Linked DNA regions of Homo sapiens: region 1 is linked to region 2. Evidence: chromatin contacts called from ENCODE Hi-C or POLR2A ChIA-PET data. All regions are on one chromosome and are shown on one strand. Each heading gives the region's core, a stretch centred on a gene start or an enhancer-like site at or near the end of the contact. The rest is flanking DNA. Distances are from core to core; before and after follow the strand shown. Region 1 holds the start of PIK3IP1 (phosphoinositide-3-kinase interacting protein 1). Region 2 holds the start of RHBDD3 (rhomboid domain containing 3).

Region 1 (6,105 bases), core at 839-3,338, 2.0 Mb before region 2:
CCAAATTTTAAAATGCTACCGTATCTGTGTATGAATATGTGTGAATAAATTTACAGACTCTAGGGTGTAATTCACAGGGTAGACCAAGTCAAGAGTCAGAGGATCAGAAGCTTGGGTGGGGAGATAGGAGAGTGATTGCAAAAACAAAGCAATCTATCTTATTAAATGGACGAAAGGGATCAAACATTATCAGTAAACTATTTTAAAGAGTGAATTAAATGTATCTCTCTATCCTTTCTATGAGTGTAGTGAATTCAGATTCACCTCAGATTAGTTGAATTGACACTAGTTTTCTTCCCTGATAAAGCTTTTAAAATTTATTTAGTAAAGTGGCCAGGCATGGTGGCTCACACCTGTAATCCCAGAACTTTGGGAGGCCAAGGTGGGTGGATCACCTGAGGTCAGGAGTTTGAGACCAGCCTGGCCAACATGGTGAAACCCCATCTCTACTAAAAAAATACAAAAAAAAATTTAGCCAGGCGTGGTGGCGCACACCTTTAATCCCAGCTACTTGGGAGGCTGAGGCAGGAGAATTGCTTGAACCTGGGAGGTGGAGGTTGCAGTAAGCCGAGATGGTGCCACTGCACTCCAGCCTGGGAGACAGAGACTCTGTCCCCCCCACCCAAAAAAAAATTAGTTGTTTTCCTCCTTAAATTACAGCCTGCAAGATTGAAACAGAGTTTCCCCATTTCTATTTTGGGATCTGACTGAGTCACAAGGTAGTCTTGACGAATCACTCTGCTCTATCTCTCAGTTTACTGAGGCTGCCTGGGAACTTGAGCTGTCAGCCAAACAGGAAGAAGGGCCCTTCTGCCTACTCCAAAAGGCCTCAGTCAAATGGATATGGTGAGATTTAATGATGGATATAAATTACAGCAAATGGATTTCCTATAGGGTGAGGGAAAAAAAAAAAAGCAAACATTTTACTTAAATTCCTCTATACAATTTAGGGCTGGCAGAAAGGGTAGACTATTACAATGTAGCTGAGCAAATTTTTCCATGTTTGCATAACATGTGTTTTCAACTAAAGATACTCCTTCTATAGTCCTACTATATACAACACCCCAAAAAACCTCAAATGTAAGAAAAAGCAATGTGACAGATTTGACCCTGGCCAAGTTACACTGTTTTTTTTTTTTTTTTTTTTTTTTTTTTTTTTTAAGTGTCAGTGTTCATAAAGGCCCTTTTTCTTTTTCAAGGATGGGTATAAAGTGTTACTCGGCCGAACGCGGTGGCTCACACCTGTAATTCCAACACTTTGGGAGGCCGAGGCAGGTGGATTACGAGGTCAGGAGTTCAAGACCAGTCTGGCCAACACAGTGAAACCCCCGTCTCTATTAAAAATACAAAAAATTAGCTGGGTTGTGGTGGTGTGCCCCTGTCACAAGGTAGTCTTGACGAATCACTCTGCTCTCTCTCTCAGTTTACTGAGGCTGCCTGGGAGCTGTCAGCCAAACAGGAAGAAGGGCCCTTCTGCCTAACTCCAAAAGGCCTAAGTCAAATGGATATGGTGAGATTTAATGATGGATATAAATTACAGCAAATGGATTTCCTATAGAGTGAGGGAAAAAAAAAATCCAGCTACTCCGGAGACTGAGGCAGAATTGCGAGAACCCGGCAGGTGGTTGCAGTGAGCCGAGATTGTGCCATTGCACTCCAGCCCGGGCGACAGTGTGAAACTCTGTCTCAAAAAGAAAAGAAAAGAAAAAAAAAAAAACTATTACTCCACTCCCCACCAGAAACTCTTATTTTTTCCCCCCTATGTGGTCATGAATTCCTCCTGGGTGCATAGCTCCCTAAGTTGTTCTGTGTTTTAGTGCTTATAATTTCCCACATCCCATGATGCCCCTTGATAGAATTATTTTTTCTGTACTCACACAAATGGAAACAGAAGAGATGAAAAACCCTGGGGATGCGGCCTCGCAGGTCTCAAACTGATCGGCTGCTAAGCACAACCTGCATATCTCTTGGCTGAGTTCCTTTCTTGGCTCAGTTAGATTTTGCATGACCTAGGAGGCTTAGGACCCAGGGGGCGCCTTTCAGCTGAAAAACAGCTCGCGCTGCAGCAAGCTAGCTGGGAAGCTCCCAGTTCTAAAGAGAGGCTGTTTACCAGAACAGCATAACAAGGGCAGGTCTGACTGCAAGGCTGGGACTGGGAGGCAGAGCCGCCGCCAAGGGGGCCTCGGTTAAACACTGGTCGTTCAATCACCTGCAAGACGAAGGAGGCAAGGATGCTGTTGGCCTGGGTACAAGCATTCCTCGTCAGCAACATGCTCCTAGCAGAAGCCTATGGATCTGGAGGTGAGATTACAATCTTTCCTTTCCGCAGCAACTTCATGAAACAGAAGGGGTAAAGCCCCCTATTTCCCAAACAGGGCCAGGATGACAGGAAACGAAGCGTTTAGCCGGTTTCTGTTGTCCCGTGAAAGCTTTTCCACCCCTCCTTTCCTTGTCAGGGGCTTGCAGCTCCATCTTTGCCATTAAGAACAAAGGCAAGAAGCCACTTTCTCTCTGCCTTTCCTTGCTCATGAGTGGATGGAGCTTGGGGGTTCATCTCCCCTACTCCCCAAGTCCTGTTCTTTCTAAGCCCTTTGCATGGTGTGGTCCTCCTTCCCCAGCCTCCTTCTGTGGTTCTCCTGCAGAGGGGAGTGGGAGCTTGGAGTCTCATCCAGTCAGCGATGAGGCCGGTTTCCTCCGTTTGAGGCTGTCTTGAATCTTTTGCCTGACGGAGTCAAGGCTCCTGGAGAATTCTCCTGGGAGGGAGTATTTGCCTTTTAAACGGGCAGAAGGTGGCCGTATCCGTGAAGGAGGAAACACCGGAGTTTATGTAACGTGGCCATTACAACACAGGGACAAATGTCACGTCTGGGCGCCCCCCGTCCCAAAACTCCCAGCTCCTCAAAGGGACCCTAAGCCAGGCCTCCTCCTCTCCATCTCCTCCTCCAAAGTGGTCACAAGTTCAAGAGTAACAACGCTTTGCACTTCTGCAGCGCTTTCCAGGTTTCAAAAATAAATAAAACCTAACAGTCTCTGAGCGTTGACTGGGGGACAGGCACAGGCTGGGGGCTTCACACCCTGAGGTGTGCGTGGAGTTGGGGGGGGGGGGTGCGTGGGGCGTGGGGGTGTTGCCACGAGAGGAGAGGGAGGCCCAGCAGGGCCCGGGGTCCCCTAACCAGGCTGAGGTTCAGCCCGGGTGGTCCCGGCTCCCCTGTCCGCCACGCTGGGCGTCTTCCGTTCGCTGCCCGCTATTCTGTGTCCGGGGGCTTCTTTTCCTCACAGGCTGTTTCTGGGACAACGGCCACCTGTACCGGGAGGACCAGACCTCCCCCGCGCCGGGCCTCCGCTGCCTCAACTGGCTGGACGCGCAGAGCGGGCTGGCCTCGGCCCCCGTGTCGGGTAAGTGTCCTCCGGGGGACGGCCCCGGGGCTGGCGGGCGGCGGCCGCGTTCCCGGTGCCAGCCCCGGCACACATTTCCTTCTCTCCTCTCTTAGGGGCCGGCAATCACAGTTACTGCCGAAACCCGGACGAGGACCCGCGCGGGCCCTGGTGCTACGTCAGTGGCGAGGCCGGCGTCCCTGAGAAACGGCCTTGCGAGGACCTGCGCTGTCCAGGTACCTGCCCGGGACCCCGGGAATCCCCGCTCCTGGCGCTGACAGGAAGCGGCTGAGACACTCGTGGCGCACGTGCGGCCGCGCGATGCCGGCCGGCCCCGCTCCGCCTCCGCGCCGTCCGATTGGCCAGGGCTGTCTCCAGGCCGCGGGGCTCAAAGCCTATTGGCCGCCGCCGCCACTCGTATGAGCTCATCCGCCGCGAGCGCTTGTAAACAACTGCGCGGGGCGAGGCTGGGGTGAGGCTAGGTCTCTCCGCCGCGCGTCCTGAGGAGTGGCTTTTGGCCCCTCAGCGTTTATTGACCGTTTGCGGAGCGTCTGCAGTGTGCTAGACCCACACTGCTCACAACCCCAGCTCCCCAACCTCCCCTGACACACACCGCGGGAAGAAGTCGTTTGAGGCATCTGAGCTTCAGAGAAGTTAAGCGATTTACCAAAGGCAATGGCAGGGGACAGATTTGAATTCACGTTTCTTAGATTCCAGAGCGCAGGCTTTTTGCTCCCAAAGCAGCAAGAGAGTTTTCTAGGTTTAAATGGGATAATCAAAATAAAGCATTTATTTTTTATTTTTTATTTTTTGAGACGGAGTCTCGTTCTGTCACCCAGGCTGGAGTGCAGTGGCGCAATTTCGGCTCACTGCAACTTCCGCCTTCCGCGTTACAGTGATTCTCCTGCCTCAGCCGCTTGAGTAGCTGGGATAACAGGCGTGCACCACCACGCCCAGCTAATTTTTGTATTTTTAGTAGAGACGGGGTTTCACCATGTTGGCCGGGCTGCTCTCTAACTCCTGACCTCAGGTGATCCGACCGTCTGGCCTCCCAAAGTGCTGGGATTACAGGCGTGAGCCACCGCTCCCGGCACAAAGTAAAACATTTTACCTAAGGACTGGCACAGAGCGTACGCTTAGATGTGAGCTGCTCAAAGGAAGCATGGGTTGTTTCCTGAAGTAGAAGTGGGGGGAATCCCCTGCAGAAGAACGCAACCGAGAGGGGCCTTGGGAAATAGCAAGGATTTGGACAGATAAAGACGTGGGAGGTAGGAGAGAAGCCCTTCCCTACGGCCTTCCTCTCTCATTTGCCTTGTCCCTGAGATGGTTCAGCCCTCTCAGGCCTGATCTTACCTCTGGGGCAGAATTTGACTTTGGGTTGTGTGTGGGGGGAAATTCTTAGGTGACCCACCTTCATCTACCCTAACACTCAGGCCAGGTTCAGCTGTGGAATTCACTCAGGGCAGTCCCTGATGAGAGCTGTTTCCCACCTCATCTCCAGAGACCACCTCCCAGGCCCTGCCAGCCTTCACGACAGAAATCCAGGAAGCGTCTGAAGGGCCAGGTGCAGATGAGGTGCAGGTGTTCGCTCCTGCCAACGCCCTGCCCGCTCGGAGTGAGGCGGCAGCTGTGCAGCCAGTGATTGGGATCAGCCAGCGGGTGCGGATGAACTCCAAGGAGAAAAAGGACCTGGGAACTCTGGGTATGACGGTCCCCCACCCCTGCCCTCGTTGGGATTCATCAAGAGATGTCATTTGCTGATTGTCTAGGGTGTGGCTAATGGGACCTTGTGTCCTATCCTTGGCAGGCTACGTGCTGGGCATTACCATGATGGTGATCATCATTGCCATCGGAGCTGGCATCATCTTGGGCTACTCCTACAAGAGGTCAGTAGCTTCTCTTCTGGGCCCTCTTAGGAGGAGGGGAGGAAGGTACACAAAGTCAAACTTTGTGGCTTTCTTACCCAAAAGGAAGCAAGATGTTGAAAATCAGCTCAAGATGTAGAGACTTGGTCCTAGTCTTTATCTGCTGACCTTGGACAAACCCTTTCCTTTGGTGCCTTTACACCTCACTTAAAAGCCTTGTGAGGGATGTTCTTGTTCCGCATTTTACAAATGAAGAAGCCTCTGTCAGAGACTTGCTCAAAGTCACATAGCCTAGGAGTGGCAGAACCTGGATTCAGACCCAGCTCTTTTGATAGCAAATTCCCTGCTGTCTGATCCCACATGCCTGGCATTGAAGTGAGTGGCACTGCAGAAATCAGGCTTGACACTGATTGCAGGGACCTTAAGACCAAATTCTTTCTGTGAGTTATAAAATTCTGCTACTAGAAAAGGTTTCCAGCCACTGTTGCAGTTGAGGCTTAAATTTCCTGAGCTATAAGCAGTGGGATCTCCTCTGCTAGGGAAGAAAAAAGTGAGTTGGAGAACAGAAAGTCTGTTTGCCACTCTTCACCACGTGTGAGAAAGCCAAAGAGGCTACTTGTGAAACTCAAGGACATGACCTGTGGCTGGGACAGCAGGAGAAGAATGCTTATTTTGAAAGGTCCCACGAGATGTCCGTCAGTGACTGGTGCATGATGGTAAGCCAGACTGGCATTCATCTTTACAGCACTGGCTGATTGTGGAAAATTATTTGCCATTCTTGGGCAAAATCGGGGGATTTGACTTCTAGCCCTGGGTGTCTGTAATATTCTCCTCTGTGGTCTGAGAAAACTTCCTGTGAGGAAAG
Region 2 (6,127 bases), core at 3,270-5,769:
AAAGATAACTGGATAATATACTGATTTTACTTGGAGGTGCAGCTACATGTAATTATTTTAAAGATTACCTGGGTGGTCTGTGCATATCCTTGAGTGGGCTGGGCGGTGTAAGCACTGTAGCTGCAAAAGAATTAAATGCAATAACTTGAATAGAGAACATTCAAATACCACCTCTACAATTATAGAAGGCTCCATATTCAAAAAATATTAATCACACACAAAATACGGTTATAAAAGACTGACTTACCCCTGCTGCGCTGCAGCTTGGCTATAGGTACTGTAATCTAGAGGAAAACAAGGAGGAAAAATAGTGTAAAGTTAGCAGAAACAAGGAGAAGAGAAAAAAGGGGGAAAGAATTCACGTGGCAGGAAGAATTCTTTAAACTGTAGGGAGACCTGCCAACACAGGTCCAAATGAGTCCCCCTTACCTCTCAACATCTAACAGAAAAAAAAGTCTAAACCAGTTAAACTCAACATTTGACTGTGGGACTAGCTAATGAGGTCAAGATCAGCTGATTTGGCAGGTATACTTTTTATGTTCCCATGACCACAAAACCCATCCCAATCCCAACTGTCATTTAAAATACAGGATGATCATCAATATCACAGACTGACAACAAGATCTACTAACAGGATCAGAAGTTTCTACCCTCATATAAAACGGAGGCATGCAACAATAATACAAAGTTTAACACTAGATTGGTTACGTTAGAACCTACCTCTCCTCAAAAATTAGTTTTCACTCCCCTCACTTTAGCAAGTTAGACAAACCATCATTCCCTAGCTCAACGACAGTGAAACGGAATGGCAGACAAGAAGGCAGTCACCACACTCCAGTGTTTTAAAGGGTTTGCTGTGTCAGAACTATATTTGTGCAGCAACTTAAAAGCTAGATATATTATAAACCCTGGTGAAGCAGAGCTAAGGCAGAACCCTGAAGACTGGCAAAGAAGAAAAAGCATTTAGTCTTTCTGGGAAAAATTTGGTAACACCATTGTCTTTCATACAACTCAAAATGATTTCAACTTAAAAAAAAGACATGAATTTTCATCCCTTATCTAAGTAAACCTCCCTATAATTTTCCTTTTCCTATGAAATTTATAACATGCATCCAAAGGGACCAAAAACTGGTCCACTGAGGTGTCTACAAGTAGTAAAAACAAACGGAAAATAGTTTTCAGAGCGCTACTGCATTAAAGTTAGATAAATTTAGTTTTTTTTTAAAGGCAGTTAAAGTAATTATTTTTGAAAATTCTGCCCAATTCTTTCTTCTCCACAAGAACACATATCTTGTTCTGTCTGAAGACAGTACTGCCATTAGGACGGAAAAAAGGGGTCCTTTATTTTCCAATCAGAAAGTAGTCCCTCATCCAAAACCAACAATTGACAGCTCTTCATGGCATCCACTTCATGGAATCCAAAGCCAGCCTCACAATCCCTCGGCGGCCTGAGAGAGCTTTGCTGAATCCATCTCTTCACGTTGGCTTATCTGCCTACCTCTCTGTACTTTACTGGACTACTTTCTTTCCTTTGTACACACTCTTAACTCAAAACCCTGAATCACCAAGAGGAACAAATCAACTGCCCAAAGGCTAACCTATAATGAAAAAAATAATCTGTTCATGACAATCTTAAAGGCATTTTCAATAGCACTACAAGTCATACTCTCTCTGACATTAAAACTAAATGCAGATCATTTTTTCCATGTGGCATCTACAAAATAAACACAGCAATGAATCATTTAACATCAAATATTTTAACCCACGTTTTGTTGAGGTCTTTGCTTGAGAAGTGATTGTAAATCACTGTCATGTAAGTTCAACGTTTGCAAGACGACTTTTACGCAAGAGCAGTTATGTAAAACATCAAACTGGCAAAGCTGATATGGAACAACCAATGACCTCTTATCAGTGAGAAACCACAGGATTCGGCCCTATACTAACTGGTGGGCTATAGAAGGTAGCAAATTTGTTTCATGAACTTACATTTATCTTCCTAGAGCACACAAACATCACAGGCCCTCAAGCAAGCTATTAGGTTGATGCAAACGTAATTACTTTTGCACCAACCTAATACAATTACAAACTGGTCAGATTATTCAGCAACCGTGTTCGTTTTTAACCCCCAAAAGTGAGCCACTGACTTCACTAAAAATCACTTCACTGTGATTGAGCGCTGGGGGTTCTAGATTGCTGCGAGTCTGCATTCCAATTCTTTGTTGCACTGGATATATATGCTTTACGTACTTTTCTACATGAGATAACATACGAGGAGAGAAAACTTCTATTATTAACCCAAGGCAACGGTTTAACACTTTAGAGCAGTCACTATGGAAGCTGCTTCACACTACCTGAGTTGAGCTTCACAGTACCTGAGCTGAAGTCAGCATAGGACAAATTTGTGGAATGCTTATGCTGGAAGGTCAGAAGGGCTCAAAAGCTTAAGAGGTCTAGCCTAACTTCTGTATTTTACAGGAAAGGAAACTAAGGACCAGATTACTTATGTGACTCTCTGAAGGCCCCCCCAGCCAGGCCTAATGTGTTTACTTTGTGTCAACAGAAACCACAACTGTAATTCTAATACAGTACAGCACATGGTAGTTACTGGTGAACAAGGTTTGAACAAAGTTGACTGAAAAAAGGCACGTCCAGCCACGCAAAAATGTCAACGCACACGTTTTGCCTTTTCAGGCTTTTGCAGAGCAGAAGAGGGTGGATAGGGCACCTAGGAAACCACTTCCCACCGGGAGGTTAGCTGTGGTATTTCAGTCCTCTCTTCTACCGGCACTCTTTGGTATCCACTCTTTGGTATCCCGGCACGAACAGCCAACACTTACCTGTTTATTGACCACAGATGGGGAGAATTCTTAAACTGTCCTTAAGTTGCTGGATTCTGGACTCCAAAAACTCTGGAGTGCCCAGAACTTTTCCTGTCTTCCTTCTCATCTTCTCCCACTGTCTCTAAGGCCTGGAACCAGGTGGCCTGAGAATACCCCCGGGGCAAAAATGCTCCACCCTGCCAATTTTCGCGGGTTAGTGTACCCACAGATTGCGAACTGCAGGTGATGGCTAGGCGACACTCTTAAACGCTCCTTCCATCAAGGACCACTCTACTCCCATTTTGGAGTTCCCAACCGGGGCTTGCTTGCAAGTGCCTTTAAGATTGCTTCTACTGGCCTTTTTTCCCCTCTCCTCTGTCGACCTACGAAATCAACAGGCCTGCCGGCCTAACGCAGGCGAATAAACGTGCGAGGCCACTGCTGAAACATAATTCAAATGAAGGCTCGGCCTTTTGTTCCTCCTAGGTCAGAGAGACCAGAAATATCTTTCTGGTAGCGTTTCTCGTCTCTCGACCCAGGCTGGCCTTATTATACAACGGATGTCCCTCGGCGTTTGCAGAAAAAGGGCCCTGGGAAGCCACTTAATTGGTTTTGGGGGAGGGGAGGACGTGGATTAATAACGATAAAAATGGAGAAGCCCAAGAAAGCGGCAAACTGGGGGCCCTGGAGGAGGGAAGCACATTCTGTCTAAAGCCCAGGCGAGCAGAAGTTCGGCTTGGGGCTGGAAGCCACAGAGGGGGCAGCTCGGCAGCGCCAGACGCCCCAGCCGACTGGGTCTTAAGGATGACGGGGCTCCCGCTCATAGGCCGGCACCCCTCGGCCCACAAATCCACGGTATCTTTATTTGCTTTTTCCCCTGGTTTCTCAGGAAACCCTGAAAACGGGGAGGGAGGCCTCACAGGGACAGCAGCCTGCGGGCCCCCCGGCGGTTTCATAGTGACCGGCTTGAGGCCTGGCCAAATCCTCCCCTTCACGCAGGGCCTCGAAGGCCGCAGGCCCCGCCCACGTGGCGGGAGGCCCGGAGCTCAGGGCGCGAGGACCGCCACACAATGGAGGCCAAGGCGGGCCCCGCGCGCCCCCGCCGCAGCAAGCCCCCCGCGCGCCACGGGCGCCGGAAGATTCCAGAACCGGCCCGCCCGGTTGGGGGAGGGGAGAGGAATGCGGATCCCCGAGCTCGTCGGGCCGCGGCGGGTGCCTCAACCCCCTCTCGGCAACTCCACTCAGTCTTCCCAGCCAAGCCCAGAGACGAACGACCCCCAGTTTGGGCGTTCCGGCTACCGCCGGCGCGACCGCAGTTCCACCATACTCACCCGTGGACGCCATTTTCTCTCCTTCCTCCTCGTTCTCTCAACGTCCGTCTCCCTCTCGCTTTCCCTCTAGGCGCCGCACTGCGCAGGCGCAAATCTCGCAACCCCGGGCGCGACCATCGGGCCAGGCCACGGGGGTGGGGTCAGGAGGGATGAACCACCGCTTACTCGTTCTTCGCGTCCGCAACTCTTGTCCCAGTCCTCTCTAAAGAGCGCCCGACGTGACACTCGGGCCAAAATAGCATCTAAGGGGCCAGAGCGGGGGTGAGCGGGTCTCAGCGTGAAACCGGAGAGGCTCTCAGCACGAGACTAGGCTGTTTGGAATGGTTCCGTCCGCTGGCTCTAGGGACGGTCGCTGAAGAGTCGGCCCTGCAGGGAGACGGAGATCGGCGGGAGGGCTGGGGGAAGGGACCCGGACTAGAACAACTGCTGACTAATCCGCGGGCCGCGGGGAATGGGTGGCGCGCCAGCCGGTCGGCAGGGGTCACGCGGCCGGGTGTGCGCGGAATGGATTCAGGGTTCTCGGGTCGCGCCCGGGAGCTAGAGTCCTGACTCCCAGCCGGGGTCCCCGACCGGCCTTTCGGGGTTGCCGGGCGCGCTCTGCAGTGAGTACCCGGGACGCGTGGCCCGGGCCAGCGGGGAAGGGTCCCCAAGGCCGGTCGGCTGGGTGGGAGGCCTCGAACGCCGTGCCTGGCCCCGAGACCCTATCCCCGGTAACGGTCGAGGTGGAGCAGGCCCTTTAATCATCCCTCATCCGATATCCTTGTTTCTACAGAAGGGGAAACTGAGGCCCAAGGAAATTGAGTATCTCTGCAAAGTCACCAGCTGAGTTCGAACCAGACAGATCCTGGGACCCCCTACTCTATCCGCCACCGGAAGAATCTCCGTCCTTGTCTTTCCATTCTGCCCTCCCGGCTTCCCAGTAAGGTAGGCAGGGCCTGGTGGTGCACTGCCCCGTTTCATAGATTGAAGAAAGTGAGGTCCAGGGGGCTCAAGTCCCAGTTCCGAGTGTCCACGGGTAAGCCCTTCACCCTTGCTAAGGTGCCCAGAGCTGGGGAATGGTTGTGAGGTGTCGATGCAGGAGGAGGTTTACGGTGGGTGCCTTGGCCCCAAACCCTGCCTCCAGGCAAGGCTGACCCTGCCCACCTTCCTGGACCTCTAGCCCCAGCCCCCTAGGTGGATGCCCGGGTCCGCGAAGGGCAGGGTTCACCTTCAAATCCCTCGGCAGGACCAGGAGCCAAGCTAGTGTCCTTTTTTCAGTGAACATATATAAAGCACTGGCTGTGTGCTGTGAATACCCTGGGGAATGTGGGGTTGGATCAGAGGAGCCATGAGCTCAGACCACCTGCCTAGGGAGACAGACTGGCCAAGCTGTGCTCCTAAGGATAAGATCCATGATGTTAGGGGGCCAGAGGAGGGGAAGGGATATTTGAGCTGGGCTTCCAAGGGTGAAATAGGAGTTTGCCTGCTGGCAAAATGGAGGGAAGGACAATGCAGGCAGAGGAGCTTTCCACATTTTTCCTGCAGGAAACTGGTAGATGTGGAGAAGGCGCTTGGCAGGGGAGCAAATTAGGCAGCCTTCTTGTCTCTCTGGGATCCTGCTTCCTGCCCTGAATCAGCTCAGTGGGAGTCCTGGGACCGAGAGGCCTGACCAGGGGTGAAGACCTACAGGCCCTGGAGGACAGGCTGGATGCAAGAGAACAGCACGGGGGAGAAGGCCTTGCTTTGGTGGGCAGGGAAAGGCCATGTTTGAGGGCCAAAGCTGGGACCAGCTAGGCTGGAGCAGCCACCTCCATATTGAGGCCTTCTCGATGGGCCAGTTGGTGGCTACAGACGCCTGCCATGATTAGTGCGGATTGCTATGGTTTATGGAGGAAGAGTTGTGGGCCAGGGCCTGCCTTAGCCTATTCCTTTTTATTTCATCATACTCTGAGGAAAAGAATTTATGAATTTCCATTTTACAGATGAGAAAGGAGAGGC

Evidence for each region. A loop is a pair of places that touch in the nucleus more often than their neighbours do. ChIA-PET counts read pairs that join two places held with the same protein, here RNA polymerase II (POLR2A). Pooled maps may share reads with other maps.
Region 1: a loop to region 2 is called in a map of naive thymus-derived CD4-positive, alpha-beta T cell, with 13 times the contacts of the local background. The contact joins the promoter of PIK3IP1 here to the promoter of RHBDD3 in region 2. A Hi-C loop is called at or near these places in 1 of 168 maps with a recorded cell type or tissue (naive thymus-derived CD4-positive, alpha-beta T cell) and 7 of 50 pooled maps. POLR2A ChIA-PET finds 5 or more read pairs at or near these places in 2 of 52 experiments (AG04450 and T-cell).

What each region holds. Positions count from the first base shown.
Region 1 is chr22:31,288,471-31,294,575 of GRCh38, reverse strand. PIK3IP1 (phosphoinositide-3-kinase interacting protein 1) reads left to right here and starts at 2,088. Exons shown (of 6, transcript NM_052880.5): 1 at 2,088-2,301; 2 at 3,280-3,396; 3 at 3,492-3,611; 4 at 4,877-5,077; 5 at 5,183-5,261. The coding sequence starts at 2,232. It overlaps LOC105372997 (a long non-coding RNA gene), which reads left to right. Exons shown (of 4, transcript XR_001755493.3): 3 at 755-846; 4 at 1,424-1,632. RefSeq lists enhancers at 2,706-2,755, 3,896-4,095, 5,243-5,292 and silencers at 3,316-3,435, 3,616-3,845.
Region 2 is chr22:29,266,373-29,272,499 of GRCh38, reverse strand. RHBDD3 (rhomboid domain containing 3) reads left to right here and starts at 4,519. Exons shown (of 7, transcript NM_012265.3): 1 at 4,519-4,752; 2 at 4,923-5,074. EWSR1 (EWS RNA binding protein 1) reads right to left here and starts at 4,232. Exons shown (of 17, transcript NM_005243.4): 1 at 4,151-4,232; 2 at 248-284; 3 at 69-120. The coding sequence starts at 4,163. RefSeq lists enhancers at 2,635-2,684, 4,147-4,206, 4,317-4,376, 3,769-4,640 and a silencer at 3,887-3,976.